Regions from separate parts of the Mus musculus genome. Here region 2 is linked to region 1. The links are chromatin loops, found by intact Hi-C in ENCODE. Cell type or tissue: left cerebral cortex. All regions are shown on one strand. Links, peaks and the distances in the headings refer to the core of each region. The heading gives the core; the rest is flanking DNA. Region 1 has its middle 13 kb from the start of Sh3pxd2b. Region 2 holds the start of Hba-a1 (hemoglobin alpha, adult chain 1).

Region 1 (10,663 bases), core at 1,317-9,316:
GTGACAAACAGGGGACATGTCTCACCCATAGAGAGTCACCATTAGAGACAAAATAAAAGTGGACAAGGCATGCTGTAGGTGGCCAGGGTGACACTGAACCCCAGCATGTGTCTCTGAGCCAGATGGCCAATTCATGACCCTCAGTAATATGAAACCTTGGCCACAGCTCTTTAAGACTGCTGTTCAATAGGTTCGCCTCCTGAGAATCTGCTATTGGAAAGAGGAAGAGGATGGGTGGTAGCTGAGCAAGCAGGCATTGAAGATTCAGGAGATCCCCAAGTAGGAGTAGTATCATAGGGAAGAGAGACTGGGAGGTGGTGTTGGGCTCTGGCCCAAGAGTTCTGGCAGCAGACAGCCTGACCCTGAGACAGCCCAGCTCTGGAAGTGTGGGTGGATATCCTGAGGAAGGAAAGGGACTGTTGAAGAAACCGTGGTCCTGGGTCTGTCTCATGTTACCCTGCTAAGAGCTGGGTGGACACTGTGCAAGCGTGCTGTTGCTGTTGCTGGAGACTTGTTGGGGTAATCTTCTTATGCATGGTGTAAAGGTTATCTTGGTATCATTCAGATGTTGATTTCTGTACCAGCAGAGAGCTGAGTACTATCTGGACTTTGTACTGTTATTCTTATGAAACATCACCTGCCTTAGTATTTTGTAAACATTCTTCTGACTGGTTTAATAGAGAGCTGAATGTGTATAGCAGGGCAGAAGATGAAAGGTGGGAAATCTGGGCAGAGGTAGATACTCCTGGAAAGAAATCAGGCATGGGGGAGTCACAAGCCAGACACAGAGGAAGGAACAGGTGCCAGGACTGAAGGAGAGGTAATGGGCCACGTGGCAGATGGTAGATTAGAATAAACAGGCTAATTAAGTTATACGAGCTACTTGGGAAACAGCATACACTATAAGGCCTAGCATTCATAAGCAAATGTAAGACTCTGTGTGTCATTATTTGAGAGCTGGTGAGTAGACAGAGACAGTCTAGTGGTATTTGGTGCCCACTGTGGGCTCGAATCCATGACCCTGAGACTAAGAGTCTCAATTGATGTGTTAAGTTCAGTGAATGACACAGAGACAGGGATGTAGATGGAGCTTGGGTTGATGATCATGCTGGGTGACTGTGATGTCCAGGTCTTGGTCATCAGTGTCCTCCTCACCCACGTGGACGGGCAGCCTTGCCTACTACTGACTCAGCCTCAGGGAAGCAGGCCTCAGAATGCTTGGTCCAACCAAACTAGAATCTCAAGCGTGGCAAAGTCAAAGACTAGCAGAGGACTTAGGCTGCCTTCCTAGCACAGGACCATCAGACCAGCAGAGGACTTAGGCTGCCTTCCTAGCACAGGACCATCAGACCAGCAGAGGACTTAGGCTGCCTTCCTAGCACAGGACCATCAGACCAGCAGAGGACTTAGGCTGCCTTCCTAGCACAGGACCATCAGACCGGCAGAGGACTTAGACTGCCCTCCCATCACATGACCATTAGGCCATCACCTTCCCGTCTGTGCTCTGTGGAGCTGAACTTCTTCCTCATGTTTGATTGCTCTGCAGCAGCATCTCACTGAACAGTTCCAGCTGAGGAAGCTGAGCTTTATACTCTTGTTGGCCAGCACCCACCCTTGCCAAAAATATCATGATGGTTTGATCTGGTTCTAACCCATGCCTCTTAGAAATATGGAACCTGGGTCTAGTTCTTTGAGCCTATTGCTCACATGGAGTAGAAAATTATTTAAATCCTGGCCCAGAGTTTCAACTCCATCTTTGGTTAATGAGTTCCCAGATGAAAGACACACCCATAGCCTTTACATGTATAATAAGCCTTAATCAGCACAATCCCCTCCATGCTGATAGAATCTACTTTCCTATTGATAACTGTGAGTTATTACCTATCATTTACTATGTTCCATCTGGGATGTTCTTAACTCCAATCGGGCAGCCTCCAGGACCACACTCTCTTGACCCTCAGCCCATGGCGGCTTTTTCTTCCTCCCCTTCTGCATGTTCATTTTCCTCATGGTCCTTCTCTCCTCGAGCCCACGAAACCTAAAACCCCACCTATGTCTCTCCTGTCCAACTATTGGCTGTTGGCATCTTTATTCACCAATCAGAATTAACCTGGGGTGGGTCACAGGAGCTATGTGCAGACTCCAGGTCTTGGGGGCCAGCACTTAGCATTAGAATAAAAGACAAAACCTGAACACACACACACACACACACACACACACACACACACACACACTACCCTATAGCCAAGTGAAATTGAGAAACTAGAGAACTGTTTGGTGCAAACAAACAACCGAAAAAAAAAAAACCCTAACCAACCAAACAAACAAACAAAAAACACCTGACTGCAGGTCTGCAGAGGATACTTCAGGTCTGCAGGGGACACTTCAGATTAGTAGCTGCTTTTCCTCCTCAAATGCCATGTCCACTTTGGTGTCAGAGGTAACAGCCTGGTGCTCAGGTGGTTGAAGGTTGTTATGTCTCTGCCCTGGGTGTGGCAGGATTTAGATCCACACAGCCCAGCTATAGGGAGAGTGAGGGGCTTCCCAAAGTGGGGTTTCTCTTTCCTCCAGACTTAGTTCTTCCTGATCCCCCACTTTATCCCTAGGGTTAAACCTCCACAGGGGTCACGTGGGACAGTTATCTCTTGTCTGGCCCCCTGAAGTAGAAACTTATGGTTTCTCTGGAAAGCCAGTTGTATTGGTGCTTCGCTGGGTCAGACACGTGAAGGAACATTTCACTGAAGCAGACACAGGTGAAACCATGTTTCGCTAAAGCAAGCACGTGAAAGGATGCGTGATAAAGGTTTCTTCGCTAACCAAAGGCATGTGTTGGTTCACCTTACACCGAGTAGCTGAGCTTCATTTGTTGTGATTCCATAGAGAGAAATGCGCCAGAAAACTTCTGGTGGTGTGCTGGTGGCTTCTTGCCGCTTCTGTGAACTAGGGCCAGTTGGCAGAGTGATGGCAGCTGCTACAGACTCACATGGAGTTTTGCTAAGACAGACTCATGTGCTGAGGCAAAACACGTAGTGAGGACACGTGATGTTTGGAGGGAGTAAAAATAGGACTCAACGGACAGTGGTGGGGCTTGCTTGGAGAGCCAACTGTGCAACACTTCTTGGTCTCCAGTTATTGAGAGAGACGTGGAAGAGAACTTCTCCTGGCATCCCTGCTGGTCTTAATCCCTCCTGCTGACTCATGCTGGTTTGGCTGAGGCCTGTCTGTTCCTGCTAGGTCTTGCCATTGGTGTGGATTTGTGTTTGCTATCCTGACAATACTGAACTAGACTGCTGGCATATCTGTGAAGTGTTTGTGAGTGGGTCAAGCTGCTGCTGCTGATTCTTGTGAACTGAACCTCTGATTTCCTGACAGAGCAGATGAGACTTGCTCCAAAGAACAATTTCTAAACAGGTCCACTTCCCTTGTATCCTACTAACCTTTCTTTTCTACTACCTCTGGTGGGTGGTGGGCTAGAAAGGAAGTTAAAGCATTTGCATTTATTAAGAACCCTTATTAAAAGTAGGGTTTGAAAAATCAAAATAACAGCCCTGATAGTCAGCCATCTGTTTAAGTCCACCAGATGATGAAATTTTATATATATATATAATATATATGTATATATATTATATATATATATATATATATATTTTTTTTTTTTAAGCATAGTACAGTGGAGCCAGGAGGCAAGGACTCAGGAGAGTAAACAGCACTTTCCCCATTTGGTTTCTTCCCCAGCCCTGAGCCTTAGTCACCTCCTTCCCTAGCACTGACCCTTAGTCACCTTCACTCTCCAGCCTCACTTTAAATATGTATATAATATACTTTAATCACACCCTCCCCTACTAAACTTTCTTGCCCCCTTCTTCCCCTTCCTGACAAGTCCTTCCTTCCCAGCAAGTCTCCCCCTACTTCACACTCTGTCTGCCTGCTGGAAGCAGTTTACCTTGAAGCTGTTCTCAGGGAACTGTGGTTTTCATTTGAGCTGTTTGCTGTCTTCCTTCTTCCAGCTACAGAGCCAGGGATCTGCCTAAGGATAGGGGCTTGGGAGGATATTAAGCATACACATGCCTGGATCTGAGTGTGTGTGTGTGTGTGTGTGTGTGTGTGAACCTTGCTTCCAGAACCAGTGATTAGAGACAACACAGGACTGTTACCAATATTATGTGCATTACTCTATAACCAGATGAACTGGAGAAACCGGGGTATTTCTCAACATGTGTTTGGTGCAAAGAATTGCTAATTTTAAATTTCACGCTCTAGCTATGACTGGCAGAACTAACACTGCACACATGGCTCATCCCACTATCTTTACCAGAAGCACCAATGGCAGGTGTGATGTCATTGAAGAAATGGCTTCTCTAGAGCCATTGAAAGATACAACCAGAGAAGAGATGGCTCGGTGGCCAACAGGACTTGCTTTCTCAGATGACCCAGGTTCAATTCCTAGCACTCTCATGACTGCACATGGCTTTTTGTAACTCCAGTTCCAGGGGACTTGATTACCTCTAGGGGCACCCAGCGTGAATGCAGCACCCAGACTACATGCAGACAAGACACTCATATATAGAAGACAAAAGATAAATAAATGAATTCTAATAAGAATGCAAATAGATCAAGAGATCTCTATACCAGAACAATATATCTTATATTACATCTTATATCTCATATCTTATATCTTATATATTTATTATATATTATATATCATATATAAATGTACAGTTTCTGATGGGACCTGGTGATGGTAAGTGTAGGAGAAAGACTTGTAAAATCAGTAGATGACATGATCAGCACTCCAAAATCTTGTTTAATTGTCATTGGGTAGCTCTCTCAGAAAGCTTATGCACAAATGTCTTTAAAAGGCAACCATTATGCAAACTGAATCAAGGCTGAGAACTTTAGCAGGTCTGAGGGGTTAACTCATACCCAGCTCAGGGTCCCTTAGAGGAGTTCACATTGACTACAGCCATATTTGCTTTTCAGCATAAGAATGGTTAAGTTGGGACCCAGTGTTAGGAAGATTTTATGATTTCTGACATGTGATGGTTATCAAGTCATTTATGGTATCAAACCAAAATCCATCTAGAATTTGAAAATCAAAGCCAAACCATCTTACAGACTTAGCCTTTTTATGGATTCTATCTCTCTATTATCTCTCTATTATCTATATATTTATATACTTATCTATATAATTAAAAATTATTTTATGTACATTTCTGTTTTATCTGCATGTATGTCTATGTGAAGGTGTTGGGTTCCCTGGTACTGTGGTTATAGATAGCTGTAAGTTATAATGTAGGTGGTAGTCCTTTGGAAGAGCAGCCAGCTCTCTTAACTGCTGAGCCATCTCTCCAGCCCCTCTATCTAATTTTAAAGATTTACTTTATTACTGATTTGTGTGTATATGTGTGTGTGTGTGTGTGTGTGTGTGTGTGTCTGCCTGTCTGTGCCTGTGTGCCTGTGTGTCTGTGAATGTGAGTGCAGTGCTTGTGGAGTCCAGAAGAGGGCGCTGACACCCCCAGAACTGGAGTTACAGGTGATTGTGAACTACCACATGGGTGCTGGGATCCAAATCCAGGTCCTCTGGCAGAACAGTAAGCTCTCTTAACTGCGCAGTCATCTCTCCAGCCTGAATCTGGAGCTCACTGATTGACAAGAAGCCTGGAATCCTCCTGTCTCTAGCTCCCAGTTCTGGGATTGCACACACAGATGTTGTCATGTCTACTTTTCCCCTAGGATGCTGGTGATCTTAACTCAAATCCTTACCTTCCCTGTGAGCCTCTCTTCAGGCTCTAAACATCTATTTGTGTGAGCTAAATAAGTGTCTTCAAGGTGAAACCGATTTATCAACACAATGTTTCAAATCTTAACCATGACTGAAATGACAGAAGATTGGTATATAACCAAAAAAACCCTACAATTATGGGAAGTCCAAACCTCATTCAAATCAAGCAGACAAATTAAATCAAAGCTAACAGTTTTATGCATTTTGGCATATTGGTTAAACACCCCCACTAAACAGAAAACAAATGTTAACATAGCTTTTCAACTTAATATAAGAATTTAAAAACATTGTTCAGGATTTCCAAGAAGATAATCAATAGTTTTGTATGTCTGGGACTTTGCTTCCACCAAGAAAAATATGTTTACTTTACAGTTTTCAGAGGCATATATACAGCTGCAATCTGACATTCAGCTAGAAGAAAAGTTTGATGGCATCTCTTTGCTGGGCTTGCATAGGTCTGCGTTAGTTACTAAAGTCATTGCTGCAATGAAACATCCAACAAAAGCAACTTACAGGAGGGAAGGTCTGTTTCTGTTCCCAGTTTGAGGGTGCCATCTGTCCCAGCAGGGAAGTCATGGCAACAGAAGCCTGAGAGCTCACAGTGTATGCGGTCAGGAAGCAGAGATAAATGAGGGCACTTAGGTGGCTTATTCAGTTCAGGACACCAGGGCACAGGGTGGTGCCTCCCACACTCAGGGTAGCTCTTCCCACCTCAACCTAAACTAGATACCACTTCACAGGTAAGACTGGGATTTAACCTAATGTAGACCATCCTTCCAAGGAATACTTAGGATTTTGGCTTCTAAGGTGAATCTAGATCAGAGATTCTCAACCTATGTGTCACGACCCCTTTGGGGTTGTATATCAGATACCCTGCATATCAGATATTTACATTACAATTCATAACAGCAAAAAAAATCACAGTTTTGATGTAGCAATGAAATAATTATAATAATTTATGGCTTGGGGTTAGTACAACACGAGGAGCTGTATTAAGGGGTTGCAGCATTAAGAAGGGTGGGAACTACTGATTTAGATCTTGTCAAGATGACACTCAACATAGGTCCTATCTTCCAGTGCCCAAACATCCCTCACTTCCCGCATGCCTTACTCATGCCATCACCTGATGTCACTTAGATTTGTAAGCAACTATTTTCAAGAATGAGGCTAGGTATGGTGGTGCATGCTCACTACAGTCACATCTCTGAGGAGGCAGAGATGGGCAGGTCAACTTTCTGGCTGTCCAGCTTTGACTACTAAGAAAATTCCAGGCCAGTGAAAGACCATGTCTCAAAATTAAAATTTAAAAACAAATAAAAGAAGGATGTGGTCTGAGGAACAACACCTGTGTTATTTACAATTAACATGATTTTTAAAAATCAGTGAAATTTTATTTTTTATTTATGTCCATTTTCTTATATTTTTGGTTGTGAGCCTAGCCTTTAACGGCTGAGCCATCTCTCCAGCCCTTATGTCCATTTTCTTTACTTGTGATCACAAACATGGGACGATTGAAATATCCTCAGATCTTATAATCTTGTGTAAGAATTTCCCAACTATTGTCCGGAGTGGTGATGTTACTATTTTGTTAATTTCAAGACAAGGTCTCACTGTGTAGCACTGGCTGGTCTGGAACTCACTAAGTAGTCCAGGCTGGTCCTTGAATTCATAGAGATCCACCTCCTCCACCTTTCAGATGCGGGAGATTCAAGGTGTGCCCCCTTTAACCACACCCTGCAACACTTTCTCATTCCTGTGCACTATTTAACTGCACTCTGCTACACTGTTTCTCATTCCAACCCGCAGCAGCAGGTAATGAACCCAAACTTTCTCTCTCCTTATCAACAGTTGGTATTTTCACTGTTTTCAAGCCCGGCTGTTCTGATTGGCATATTGTAACATTCCACTGTACAGCCAACCCTCCAGTGAGTGCTCCATTGGGATCTGGCTGGTCTCCAGGTGTGGGGCAGTGTGAATAGCCCCACTGTGAATGCTGGGTCTCATCTTTGTTGACCAGCTGCTCTCAGTTCTTTGAAGGTGGATTTGTTAACTCAAGTGGAGATTCCCGGATTAATTTCTCAGAACATAAAAACGTTTTTTCCTTGCCAGGTAGGAGAACCGTCTTCTGAAAGTTCTGAAAGCCATGGCAAGCATGGGCTGGTGTAACACACACACACACACACACACACACACACACACACACACACACACACACTAAGTGTCCATGATACCTGTGGGCTGGCAAGGCACATGTGCATGTGCATGCACACACACAAATAATAAATAGTTTAAAATTTTTCATTTTAGCTGGGCAGTGGTGGCGCATGCCTTTAATCCCAGCACTTGGGAGGCAGAGACAGGCAGATTTCTGAGTTCGAGGCCAGCCTGGTCTACAGAGTGAGTTCCAGGACAGCCAGGGCTATGCAGAGAAACCTTGTCTCGAAACAGTTTAATTTAACACTTCTTTCAATGTGTCTCAGAGTCCAGGGTTCTTGGTTTTTCTTATGTGTAGCCAGCCAGTCCCAGGACCCTCTTCCCTTCTCAGATGAGCTGAGGACAAACTTAGAGTTTCCTGTGGGCTCTGAGATGAGCAGGGGGCTCTGACAAAGGACAGAGTGGAACAGCTGCCTGGGATTGGAGCCAAGACTGACTGAGCTGCTGACAGTGGCAATGGGCCCTCATTGTGAAGTCAATCATAAGAAAATGGGTTCAGGAAGCCGGAGGCTTTACAGAGGAGCCATTAAAGGGAACTAGAGATGACCGGGAAGTCCTAAGCGGAAATGGAAATCAATATCTGTTGTTTTTGAACTGAACAATCCAGGAGCCACAGAAAACCAAGATGCAGAACCGAAACAAGCAGAAGTCATTCGGGAAGTTGGGTCAGGGGATGGGTTGCGGAGAAAGAAAACAAAAGAGTAATTCAATTGGAGAAACTGGCTGCTGAGTTTTTAAAAGCAAGCTAGCTCAGGAAGTGCCTGAGCAAATCCAATGATTCTTAGAAGATGGATGACTAGGAGTTAAAAGCCCCTATAAGTAATGTGCAGGGTGGGGGACTCCTTGCATTCTTGCACTGATAAAAGATGTTTCTGGAAGAATGCTTGGGTAAATGTCTTTGGTTTTATTTTCTCCTAAGACACTCTACAACCCAGGCTGGTCAGGAGCTCACTGCGCAGCCCCAGGGTAGCTTCAAACTCAAGGCAATACTGCCTCAGTTTTTCAAGTGCTGGGATGACATGTGTGAGCTGCTCTCCGCAGATCTGTGAATGTCATTCATGGATCAGTGGGCTGTGTGGGAGGCAGACAGGCATGACTGCAGAGATGAGAGGTGAGTGAGGTGCTTTCATTCCTCTGGTCCAGGTGAGGATCCTGAAAAGCAGAACCTGCAGGAGGCCAGGGAAGGCATGGTGATGGGCTGGGTGGTAAGAAGTGTTCCTGAAGGGGGTGATGCTATTCCATTAGATGCAAACCATGTGTTCAGAGCAGCAAATGCATGTCTAACACAGAGAGCTCCGCTGGTGTGAAGACTTCATAGAGAGGCTGAGCTGAGTATTAGCGCAGCTGTGACGGCCTTCCTTAGTCAGCTGATGTTGATGACTATGCCTTGTGCTTCTGGAATGGTCAACTGAAGAGAGCTAACTATGACTGAGCTTCTTACCTGTATTAGCTCCCCTGTGCAACCTGTGAAGGAATTAAATAATCACATAAAGCCAGGATGGGGGCAGCATGAGTGGAATGGAGTCTCAGATGCAACATTTAAAGTAGGTTCCAAAAAAACCTTAGAAATTAAGATAAGTAACATATACATATATATATGCACTTAAAAAAAGTTAATGCAAAAAAAACCACAAAAAACAAAAAAACAAACAAACAAACAAAAACAACAACAAAACCAATGACCAGCAAATTGCCAAATTAATAAAGATAGGATCAACAAGATCAGGAAGCTGGGATCCACCCACACGGCCTGTCTGTCATATGACTATCCCACTCTTACTATTCATAATTGCATTCAGATTGACCAGCAGGCTACGTTTGTTAGTCCTCTACTCCATGTGTGGCATCTGCTTAGGGTCCAGGACATAGGAGGGCTGCAGCTCGTGACTGTCAAGGGGCCCATAGAGGGCTATAGCCAATGGTGACCTAGGGTCCTCATTCCCCAAAGGCCGCACAACTACCTCCTGCTCTGGAACTGAGGCCAAGGTTTTCCCCCGACTAACAGACGTGATATACGCCCTATATTATTCCCAGAGTAGAGTGAATACATGAACACAGTGCTGGGCTTTGGACACGAACGGTGTTCTGTTCTTCCATGGCTTCAAGGCACTGCCACAAACCTGTTGCTTTTGGTAAGAACGTCTATCACAGCAACAGAAGCAAACTCGGGCAGTGGGTGACACCCACACACAGGGAACAACCTGGGACAGTTTAAAGCAGCTTTGCTAAGAGGTGAATGATGGTAGGAGAGCAAATTTCAAAGGGAAACTGACAGCCAAACAGAGGAGAGTCGTGGGTCTGCTGTGTAGGGCTTGGTCTAGACTGGTCTAGACTGGTGAGTGCTGTCCTTCCTGCTGTGCAAACTGAAGATATGACCCCTCCAAGGAATGGCTATGTGGGAGGTTTTTATGTCGAGGTTTGGTCTGTTGTGATGTAAGGCGAAGTTCTTTACCCGAAGGTCTAGGCCTATGACTGAATTCTCATGTTTACAGGCTTGTGTTGTGCAAGCTTTGTTCTTTGATTTAAAACTATTGGCTACAGACAGTCACTGGAGGAACTAGAAGTAGGTGGGTTTTGAGTTACCTGGTTGGGGGTGGAGAAGAGAGTGTAGATAGGAGAGACAAGGAGAAGGAGGAAGACTGAGAGGAGAGGAGGAAGCATCCATCA
Region 2 (10,663 bases), core at 1,773-9,772, 47 kb after region 1:
GCTCCAGCTTCTGGAGATTTGACACCCCACTTGTGACCTTCGTGGTACACACACACACACACACACACACACACACACACACACGGCCTACATAGAAACATTTATGCACATAATCAAAAATATAATGAACATGATTCGGCTGTAAGGAAAGAAGTCTACAGGGAGAGGAAGGAACTACCTAGGGGTTCAGAGCAGTCCTTGCCCAGAAACTAGGGAACGTGGTACAGTGAATGTGGTGTTTGCCACCTCCCGGGAAGCTGTATCCACTGCAACTTACACTGGCTCCTTCTGAGAAAAGCCTGGAAAGTTAGATCATGTTCTAGAATACACTAGCCAGGCAGACTGGGATGCCAGCCTGGAGCCAGTGGCCTTCAAGCCAGGACAAGGATATTTCTGGATGCTGCTAAGAGCCAGGGAAGCAGAGGGAAATCTCAGGAGGGAAGCTTCTGTGCCCGAGACCAGAGCTCAGACTCCTTTCTGACCAGCTGCATCTTACAGCAGCCTGCTGCTTAACAGCACTTGCATTCAGACCGAAGCTACTACCCCCATCTTTCCCCAGCCCGCGCCTGCACAGGCAACATTGCTGGGCTAGTCGAGGATGCAGTACACAAATATACACTCACTGTTTATGTTTGTTTTTAAAGACAGAGTCTCCCTGGCTTGGAACTTGCTCTGTAGACCAGGCAGGTCCTGAACTGACAGCGATCTCTCTACTCCTGCCTTGGGATGCTCTGATTAAAAACGTGAAAGCACACCCATCCCTTTCCATTTACTTTGATAAGATTTTTGTCATATGCTATTTGTTCCTGAAGTTTACCTCATTATTTTTTTAGAGATTTATTTAACTAAAGAATATATAGCTGGTTGTAGTGGCTGAAGGTTTTAATCTGAATACAGAAGATTAGAACGCAGAGGTAAGTGGATCTTGGTGAGTTCCGGGCTAGGCTAGTGTAAAATTGAGTTCCAGGACAGTCAGGAAGTCATACAGAGAAATCTCCCCCCCCTCCCCCTATATGTGTTTATGTATATGTGTGTGTGTCTGTGTGTATGTCTGTGTGTGTGTCTGTGTGTGTATGTGTGTCTGGGTCTGGGTATGGGTATATGTGTATGTGTATGTATTGGTTTTTGTGTATGGATGGCTGTTTAGAGCACTTGCTGCTCTTGTGGAGGACCTGGATTCAGTTTGCAGAACCTACAGTGGTGGCTCATAACTATGTATAACTCCAGTTCCTGGAGACCTGACACACTCTTCTGACCTCTATGGTCACCAGGCACAAACTTGGTGTGCAGCCACAAGCAGGCAAAACATCCATACACATAAAACAATTAAAGATGATTTTATCTGCCCGGCAGTGGTGGCGCGCGCCTTTAATCTCAGCACTTGGGAGACTGAAGCAGGCGAATTTCTGAGTTCAAGGCCAGCCTGGTCTACAGAGTGAGTTCCAGGACAGCCAGGACTACACACACACACACACACACACACACACACACAATGCCTTTGTGAAGTTGTCAGTGGAAGAGTAGAAGCCAGAGGCATCAGATTTCCCTGCAACACTCCAGCCTTCCTTGTTTATTTATTTCTTTAATTTTAATTTTGAGGCAAGGCCTCAACAAGAGCCCTTGTTGGGTTTAGTACTCACTGTGTGGAATACTGTGGTCTTGAACTCACAGAGATCCACCAGCCTCTGTCTTCAAGATGCTGGATTAAAGACGTATTCTACCACACATTGCCCTGTTTTGTTTTACAATGTGTGACAGCCAGGGCTGCAGAGATGGTTCAGAGCCTAGGACCGCTGGCTGCTTTCCCACAGGACTTGGGTTTGATTTCCAGAACCCCCATGACAACTCATAACCATCTCATCTTGAGCTCCAGGGGAATCTAACGTATTAATCCAAAGTTACCAAGCTTCTAAACTTATGTACAGAAATGGGTCTATGTCTGTAGCACCAGCTTCTAGACTGCAAGGACACAACATGCAAAACATCCATACAGGTAAAAAATATAAAATTAAGCCCGGCGGTGGTGGAGCAAGCCTTTAATCCCAGCACTTGGGAGGCAGAGGCAGGTGGATTTCTGAGTTCGAGGCCAGCCTGGTCTACAAAGTGAGTTCCAGGACAGCCAGGTCTACACAGAGAAACCCTGCCTCGAAAAACCAAAATAAATAAATAAATAAATAAATAAATAATTATATATAGAAAGAATTTCAAGCCAGCCTTATCTACATGGCTTGTTCCAGATCAGTAGAGATAACTGTAAGAACTACCCATCAGTTTTAGTGTCCATCTGTGCATGTGTGAATGCTGGTGCCTGTGGAGTACTGAAGACAACATGGAATCAATCAATCTCCTTTTTAAAAAGATTTATTTATTTATTATTCATTTGGGTAAACGGCAGCTGTCATCAGACACACACTAGAAGAGTACATTGGTCACCATTACAGATTGTTGTGAGCCACCTGTGGTTGCTGGAAATTGAACTCTGGGTGTCTGGAAGAGCAGACAGTGCTCTTGACCACTGAGCCATCTTTCCAGTCCCCAATCAATCTACTTGAAGCTGCCATCATAGGTGGTTATTAGCATCTGATGTTCAGTTCTGGGAACTGAACCCAGGCCCTCTGCAAAAGCATTACATGCTCTTCCTGCTGAGTCTTTTCTCCGACCCCCTCTTCTGCACGTTTGACTCTATGTGAGTATCTACATCGAAGTTTGTGCTGTCGACATAGAACTGTATCTGTAGATGAGTTCGGACTCTTGGTGACTTTGGGTGAATGTAGTGCTTACTAGTCCCCACTGTGTGTTAGGAACATCAGTTAATCCTATTTAGTAAATTTGGTGAATAAGCCATAAAAACAAGACATGGAGCAGTACTTCCCCAAGACCTCTATCTCATTTCCCCGGTCAGGCTCCTTCCTGCCTTGTGTTTTGCCCTGAATTCTCGTGTCTTTTCTAATTTACAGCTGTAAGATTAAATAAATGCTTCCCCCACCCCAAGTCACTTCTGGTCATGAGGTTTTATCACAGCAATAGAACCCTAACCAGGACAACTGTCTAAAACATACCCAGTAGCAGGCAGGAGAAGTCCCCTGTGAGCTGCTGGTCAAGGGAATCTGAGAGACTCCAAAAACAACATGCGCTCTTGCTTTTCCGTTTTTCTGTCTCCCAGAGAGTTAAGGGAAGTCCTTAGTGATGGAGACACCTTGCGCTTTGGACATGGGACTCAAAAGACTCATGCTGGATCTGACCTGAAGGCTTCCTCACTGACGACTGGCCTTCATTGTACAGAAAGGTGCTATGCAAAGTGCCGAGGGAGGCGTGCAACCAATGGTTCTACAAAGCTCTCCCTGCTATGAACCAGAGCAATGACCAGCATGGCGAGATATGCCTGGGGGCGGGAGGGTAGGGGTACTCATTCTTGGCAGTAACCAACAGCTGCCTAATTGGATGTAAGCCTGCTCAATGATGGCGGGTGGGGGGGAGTCCACTCTGTCAGTGTTTTTCCCATGTCATAGAAGTTTGTCATGCATGTGCCATAGTAGGAGATGATCTCACAGCTCCTTCTACTTTCTCATACCGGACAGTTTGCCTCATGTCCAGAAAGAACTGAAGGCCTGACTAATGGATGTTCAGGGCATGTTCCTTAGCCTGAGAGGTAGCCAATGTGCAGGTTAAAAAAATCAGTTTTTTTTTTTTTTTTTTTTTTTTTGCCATGAATATGATAGACCTTAAGCAGCCAGAAGAAACTACCTGCCTTCTCTGAAGTCCACTGAAGGTAGGATTGGAGGGCCCAGTGCCACCTTTCTACACGACAGGCTTTGGTGCTAGACAAACCTTATTCTAAGATATTGAGTCTGGCATACAGTGCTTTAACTCCAGACCTCCTGACACTGAAGTCCCTAATACACATACCCTGGGCATGGCAGGGTTGGGCAGGCAGCAGTTCAATGATTAAATGTCTCTAGGACAGTGCCCAGTGTGTCCTGGACATCCACTGACACCCTCATTCAGCATTATCAATACTGTGAATCCCATGTGGATCCAGGCAGGTGACTGCCTTGCAAATAGGACCAGGCCTAACCCATCTGGATCTGAGCAGAGTCTAGAGAATGACCAGAGTGGAAGCCCAGGAGAGGGTGATGACTGGGGGGCACACACCATTGTTTTGAACATTGTCACTTATGCTGACTTGTGCCCTCAGTTTCCATCACCTTTCTGAGAGACAAAGCCACAGTTCTGTAACTGATGTGGCCAAGGCTAAAGGCATGGATTTGTACCTCGATGTCATAGGACCCAACAGCGGAGACCCCTGAGCTTCCTCTGTTGCTTGAGAATATGTGAAGGTGCTAGGACTGATCCTCCAGCTGCAGTGGGACTCCTGGTACCACCCAACCCATGACCCTTTGGAAGTGTGGTCTATAAAGCCTTCCTTTCTACTCTGTTCTCGCTAGGCAGCGAGAGCCAGTTCATTCACTGTGGGCATGTCTCTTTCCTAGTTAGCTACAATTTGTGCAGCTTGGAGCACTTTGACACAGGAGACCCCCCCCCCTTCCCATCTCAAACACAGAACACAAACAAACAAAAGGTCAAATAAAAATAAAAAGAACCCAGGTTGAAGAGATGGCTCAGTGGTTAAGAGCATTGACTACTCTTTTGGAGGTCCTGAGTTCAATTCCCAGCAAGCACATGGTGGCTCACAGCCATCTGTAATGAGATCTTATGCTTTTTTCTGGTGTGTCTGAAGACAGCGACTGTGTACTCATATACATAAAATAAATAAACCGAAAGAAAGAAAGAAAGAAAGAAAGAAAGAAAGGAAGGAAGGAAGGAAGAAAGAAAGAAAGAAAGAAAGAAAGAAAGAAAGAAAGAAAGAAAGAAAGAAAGAAAGAAAGAAAGAAAGAAAGAGAAAGAGCCACTCTGGAGCCAGGTATGGTAGGTAAACCAAGGTGGGTGGGGATTGGGGGATGGTTTGGAGAAAGGGGTGGAAACAGAAGGATCAGGAGTTCAAAACCAACCTATTTTTTAGTATGGATTTGAGAGACCAGCCTGGGTTACATGAGAACATGAAATTTATCTCAAAGGCAAAAACACAATAAAACAATACAAACAAGGGATGGCTGCCTCCCATATGAGATCTGAGACACCAGCTTATCTGTACTTTCAGTCTCTTGGAACCTTGTTTAGGAGTACTGGACGCGGGGAGTATATTTCTCTCGTGCCCCTCTGCGTCCAGGACAACAATGCAGCCCTGGGGAGGTTTACTCAAACATTGTGAGCTTTAGGAAGGGCATGGGTGGAGACTATAGAACCCTGTATCCCCAATTCAGCGATATTTGGAGACCAGTGCCGAAGTCACGTGACCCAGAAACTTGTCCAAGGAGGCATGCATCTCTGGGCTGAAGTCTCCAGGATAGTGCCTGGCGAGAGTCACCAGCAGACAGTGGCTGAAGAACTGAAGAAAGAGAACCGCCACGCCTTGCCTTAATTTCTCCCCTACACCAAGCCTTGAAGGGACCCACATCTCCAGCAACCCGGGGTGAGCTCAATACAGGACTCACCTGGAAGTTAGCAGGGTCCACACAGAGCTTGTGCGCATGTAGATCACTGAGAGCAGACAGAGAAGCAGGCAGGTCGTCCAGGTGCTGGGTAGCGAGAGTCAGTGCATCGGCCACCTTTTGGGCATGGGCTTTAACCTGGCTAGAGCCTGGCCTCAGGTCCAAGTGTGGGAAGTAGGTTTTGGTGGAGGGGAAAGCCACGAAGGTCCTGTAGGAAAACAGGGTTGGGCTCAGCCGGACCCGGAGGTACAGAGAGCCGGTCTTCGCCCCGCAGTCCGTTGGAAGATGAGCCCGAGGGCGTACCTCTCCAAAGCCTCGGTCGCGTAGATTCCGACATTGCTGCCCATCTTCTTCCAGAGCGCAAGGACCAGCCACTGATCATCCTGGGACCGAGCCATCTTCAGTGAACTGAGCCTTGCGCTCTGCCCGCTGGCTGAGCTCAAAGACGTCCTGAAACACAAGAGGCCGCCAGGGGGCGCTGCATCGTTCCAGGATGCCTAGGTGTTCACAGATTCTGGTTCAGCTTTGAGCCCTCTGTTTCCCTGGGCTCCCCCTCCACGCCTTACATTTTAAAGTGTTTACTGCATGCACATTGGCATATAATATGTACTATCGATTACAATGGATTTTAGTGTTCATTTGGCACTGTCGGCTCGTCCTGCCTCCCGAGTCGTTCGGAAACTTCACAGGTTTTCCTTTCTTATTCATTATTGAAAAGGACTGAGTGTCAGGAGCCCGTACCCATACTTGGTCTTTTTTTTTTTTTTTCTCCTGGAACACGTCTCCTTTCGTTAAATATCAACATAGTTAAATCTGCATTTAAAGGGGATGGACAGATGGCTCAGCAGTTAAGAGCACTAACTGCTCTCCCAGAGTACCTGGCTTTGGTTCACAGCACAAACATGCCTGCTCACATTTGCCTGTAAATTCAGGTCAGGTAGATCCAAGCCCTCTTCTGTCTTCCACAGTCATACAAGAGATGCACAGATATCCATGCAGCCCAAACACCCACACGTGTGAAATAAAATGAAAGAGATTTAAATCTACATTAAACACCCCTTTCAATCTGGGTCTTGTGGCACAGGTACAGGTTAATCTTAGCACTTGGAGGCAGATGTAAAAGGATGTCTGTGAGTTCAGGACTATCCTGGCCTACATATGGAACTCCAGGCCAGCAGTGCTACATAATGAGACCCTGACTCTGCCTAAACCACTTCAGATAAAAATCCCCTTTAATACATTCCAACTGTGGGGGCTGGAGAGATGGCTCAGTGGTTAAGAAGATGGGACTGCTCATCCAGAGGTCCTGGGTTCAATTACCAGGAATTACATGTGGCTCAAAACTATCTGATGCCCTCTTCTGGTTTGTCTGAAAACTGCTACAGTGTACTTACATAGTTAAAATGAATAAATAATTCTTCAAATAAATAAAATCTAAGTCTGTTTCAAAAATATATTCTTATCAGAGCTGTGAGAATTAAGTAGATGAAAAATATTATATGCCTGGATCATAGGGCAAATTCCTTTGGGGACAATGACCTTTAGAGTGCCTATTATATATCTCAATAATGACAGCAATGATGACACCCTCGGTGAATACATCATCATTACATGAAAGATTCTGTTCTTATTTGGGTTTTTGTGTGACTATGGTCAAGTTCCAATGTTCTGGAACTAGAGGCATGTGGCTCAAAGTCCTGTGCATTTTAGACATGTTTGATGGGTATACGTCAGTGATGTCATATTCTTCCACAATGTTGTGCAGTCTTCACTATAACCATTTCCAGAACTTTTACTAACTAAAATAGTACCTCTAGCCCACTTGCCCGTAACCATCCAACACCCACCAAAAGGCTCTGTCAACCAGGAGGCTACTTACTGTCCCTATAGATTCCCCCAGTTTTGATATTTTACAAACATGAAGCCATGCACTGTGTGACCTTTGTCCTGTTGGTTTCTTCCACTTGACATTTTTTTAAGGTTTATATCCATTGTATGAGAAATTTACTCTTTGCTGTCAATAGTTCAAAAATATTATTTGTGGGTGTATAGATGTCCCTCGGTCAGTAGAGTTTTTAATATGTATGTATGTATGCATATACATATACAACTCTGAGATCAATTCCCAAGCACTGCATAAACTGGGCATGAAGGCACATATCTGAAATATCAGAACTCAGGGGTAGAAACAAGAGGATCAAGAGTTTCAGGGCAGCCGGGCAGTGGTGGTGCATGCCTTTAATCCTAGCACTTGGGAGGCAGAGGCAGGCAGATTTCTGAGTTCGAGGCCAGCCTGGGCGACAGAGTGAGTTCCAGGATACCCAGGGCTACACAGAGAAACCCTGTCTCGGAAAAAAAAAAAAAAAAAAAAAAGAGTTTCAGGGCATCCATCCTTATCTATATAACGTTTTTGAGGCCAGACTGTGCTACATGAAATTCTATCTGAAAGAAAGAAAGAAAGAAAGAAAGAAAGAAAGAAAGAAAGAAAGAAAGAAAGAAAGAAAGAAAGAAAGGAAGGAAGGAAGGAAGGAAGGAAGGAAGAGGGCAAGAGCAGGCATTTTTATATGAGCTACCTGTTGCCTACCCATATGCTCATATGATGTCTATTTTTCACTGTTTTTCTAATAGATCCCACACTGAAGTACCAGCGGTATTAAGGAGCTCATTCCCTCAGAGGACCTGTGATAAGGACCCTCCAAAGACGATCTTTGGCTTCTTTGGCTCAAGGAGAAGACACATGGCTGTCAGTGGAGGGCTTGGGAGGGACTGCTGCCCAGACTCAGAAGACATATGTGTGTGTGTAGGCATCCAATTATGCTTTTTGCTCTGAACCTTGTCTTTACTGCCCCATGGCTAAATGAGCTAGAGGCATCCCCACACTAAACATGACACCTTTGCAGACGCAGAGAACCAGGCATGCAGGCTTCTTCCTACTCAGGCTTTATTCAAAGACCAAGAGGTACAGGTGCAAGGGAGAGAAGAAGGGCATGGCCAGAAGGCAAGCCCCGCAGAAGGCAGCTTAACGGTACTTGGAGGTCAGCACGGTGCTCACAGAGGCAAGGAATTTGTCCAGAGAGGCATGCACCGCGGGGGTGAAATCGGCAGGGTGGTGGCTAGCCAAGGTCACCAGCAGGCAGTGGCTCAGGAGCTGCGGAGACAAAGTGGACACCCTGATGCCTCTGCTCCCCTTCCTGGGACCACTATGTTCCCTGCCTTGGGCACGAGGACCCCCAAGCCCTTCCTAGGGGTCCCAGATGCCGCCTGCCAGGTCCCAGCGCATACCTTGAAGTTGACGGGATCCACACGCAGCTTGTGGGCATGCAGGTCGCTCAGAGCAGACAGGGCACCGGGCAGGTCATCGAGGTGGCCTGCAGCATTGGCCAGAGCATCGGCGACCTTCTTGCCGTGACCCTTGACCTGGGCAGAGCCGTGGCTTACATCAAAGTGAGGGAAGTAGGTCTTGGTGGTGGGGAAGCTAGCAAACATCCTGGGAGAAGGAGAGAAGAGAAGTTGAGGTCACAGAAAAGCATAGTTAGAAGCTGCCCACTGAGCGAGTGCCAGGTCCATATTGGATCCTGTGATCCTTACAGATCAAGGTCCTGTTCTCACCTTTCCAGGGCTTCAGCTCCATATTCAGCACCATGGCCACCAATCTTCCCCCAGGCAGCCTTGATGTTGCTTTTGTCTTCCCCAGAGAGCACCATGGTTTCTTCCTGAGTCTGTCAGAATCAGAAGTGTCTTGGACCTGCAGCAAGTAGCACTTATATGCCCTCCAAGGGCGTGTCCTCCAGGCAGGGTGGACACGCCCTTGGAGCAGTTCTCATTGGCTGGTTTGTGCTTGCTCTACCCAGTAAAACTTGTTAGGGCCCCTGAGATTCTGGGGCTGGGTTGTGCTTCCCCTGGGTGCAGGGAATCCTTATCAGTTGCCCGGACACACTTCTTACCCCTTACTACGTCTCCAGTGATGGCAGTTTGGGAAGAAGTTAGTATCCTCCTACCTTGGTCAGAGAAGCAAGTCCCTCAAACCAAACTGAGCAGCGCCCATCCCCCCACCTCTCCCTCTGGGTCCCTGTTTCACACTTTCCTTTCTCAACCACAACCTGCTTCTGGCCTCAGCCCCAGCCCCTGGATATGAAATAAAGTAGGATAAGATGCTAGCACCCCATAGAGACACTCTCTTTCTCTCTTTTCTCCCCTCTTTCCTCTCTCTTCCTCTTTGTCCACTGTCTCCTCCCCTGGCTCCTCCTTTCTTGTCTTTTCCCTCTTTCTCCTTTTCCTCTTTTTATGTGAGCAGGTCTTGCTCTAGTTTCCAGGCTGGCCTGGAATCCTTTGGCTCAAGTGAATCTGCTAGCTCATCCTTCTGGGTCCAGGGAACTGCAGGAGCAGCTCGCCAGACTCCTCCTTCAGACTTGCATCTTAGCTGCCCTGTGCTACCATGGATCAATAAGGAAATGCTCTGAGCTGGTTTTGGTGACACATATGGGGAGCCTCTGGTCCTGGTAGGCTGAGGCAAGAAGACTGCTTGAGCCCAGTAGTTTAAGGTCAGCTTCTGCAAAGAGAGACCCCATTTTTATAACAGAAGCAAACAATAACACAGAAGCCAGGTTGTAAGTGAATAGTGGAATGTTCGCTTTGCATGAGGAAGGTTCTGGCTTCAGTCCCTAGCACTAAAAAAATAAATAGACTATAAGAGCAAGAGGTAGTGGTCAGTGGAAAGTCCTGGGAAGGACTAACTTCGTTGACTTAGGGTGGGGATACAGCAATGGGACCAACTTTCTAACTGAATTAACATCAAAAACAAAGACAAAAACAAAAACAAAAAAATGTGTTTGGGGGAATCTAAATGGCTACCCATCTATTCTTTGTCCACTCTCCGTCTGTCTCTCTCCCCTCCTCTCTCTTCTTCTCTCTCTTCCTATTTTCTTCCTCTCATTTCCCCCCCTCTCCTCCTTTCCCTCATCACTGATCCCCCCCCTTTTTTTTAATTCTTGGAACAGGTATTTATATAGCCTAATCTGTTCTTTACATCTCACATTGTGGTGGCCAGACTTGAACATTTTTTTCTTCTTTTGTTCTTCCATTTATCAACTCTGATCTTACTGCTTCTGCCTCTC

What was found. Peaks named below come from ENCODE experiments on the same cell type or tissue, not always from the same donor. Only the 100,000 strongest peaks of a DNase experiment are listed, where the experiment ranks them.
Region 2: it touches region 1 in a loop (2.1-fold over the local background); 9 of 42 quality-filtered maps call a loop at or near these places.

What each region holds. Positions count from the first base shown.
Region 1 is chr11:32,329,127-32,339,789 of GRCm38, reverse strand. No RefSeq gene overlaps it. Among named protein-coding and RNA genes, the nearest start is that of Sh3pxd2b, 13 kb to the left of the region's middle. In left cerebral cortex, for the core only: a CTCF peak has its summit at 5,527 (motif pointing right); DNase peaks (open chromatin) are centred at 3,996, 4,262, 6,333, 8,521 and 1 more place.
Region 2 is chr11:32,282,297-32,292,959 of GRCm38, reverse strand. It overlaps Hba-a1 (hemoglobin alpha, adult chain 1), which reads right to left and starts at 9,288. Exons shown (of 3, transcript NM_008218.2): 1 at 9,159-9,288; 2 at 8,832-9,036; 3 at 8,474-8,697. The coding sequence starts at 9,253. The coding sequence ends at 8,569. Hbq1b (hemoglobin, theta 1B) reads right to left here and starts at 5,996. Exons shown (of 3, transcript NM_001033981.3): 1 at 5,853-5,996; 2 at 5,553-5,757; 3 at 5,048-5,446. The coding sequence starts at 5,947. The coding sequence ends at 5,318. In left cerebral cortex, for the core only: CTCF peaks have their summits at 6,006 (motif pointing right) and 6,897 (motif pointing left); a DNase peak (open chromatin) is centred at 6,014; H3K4me3 peaks cover 355 bases.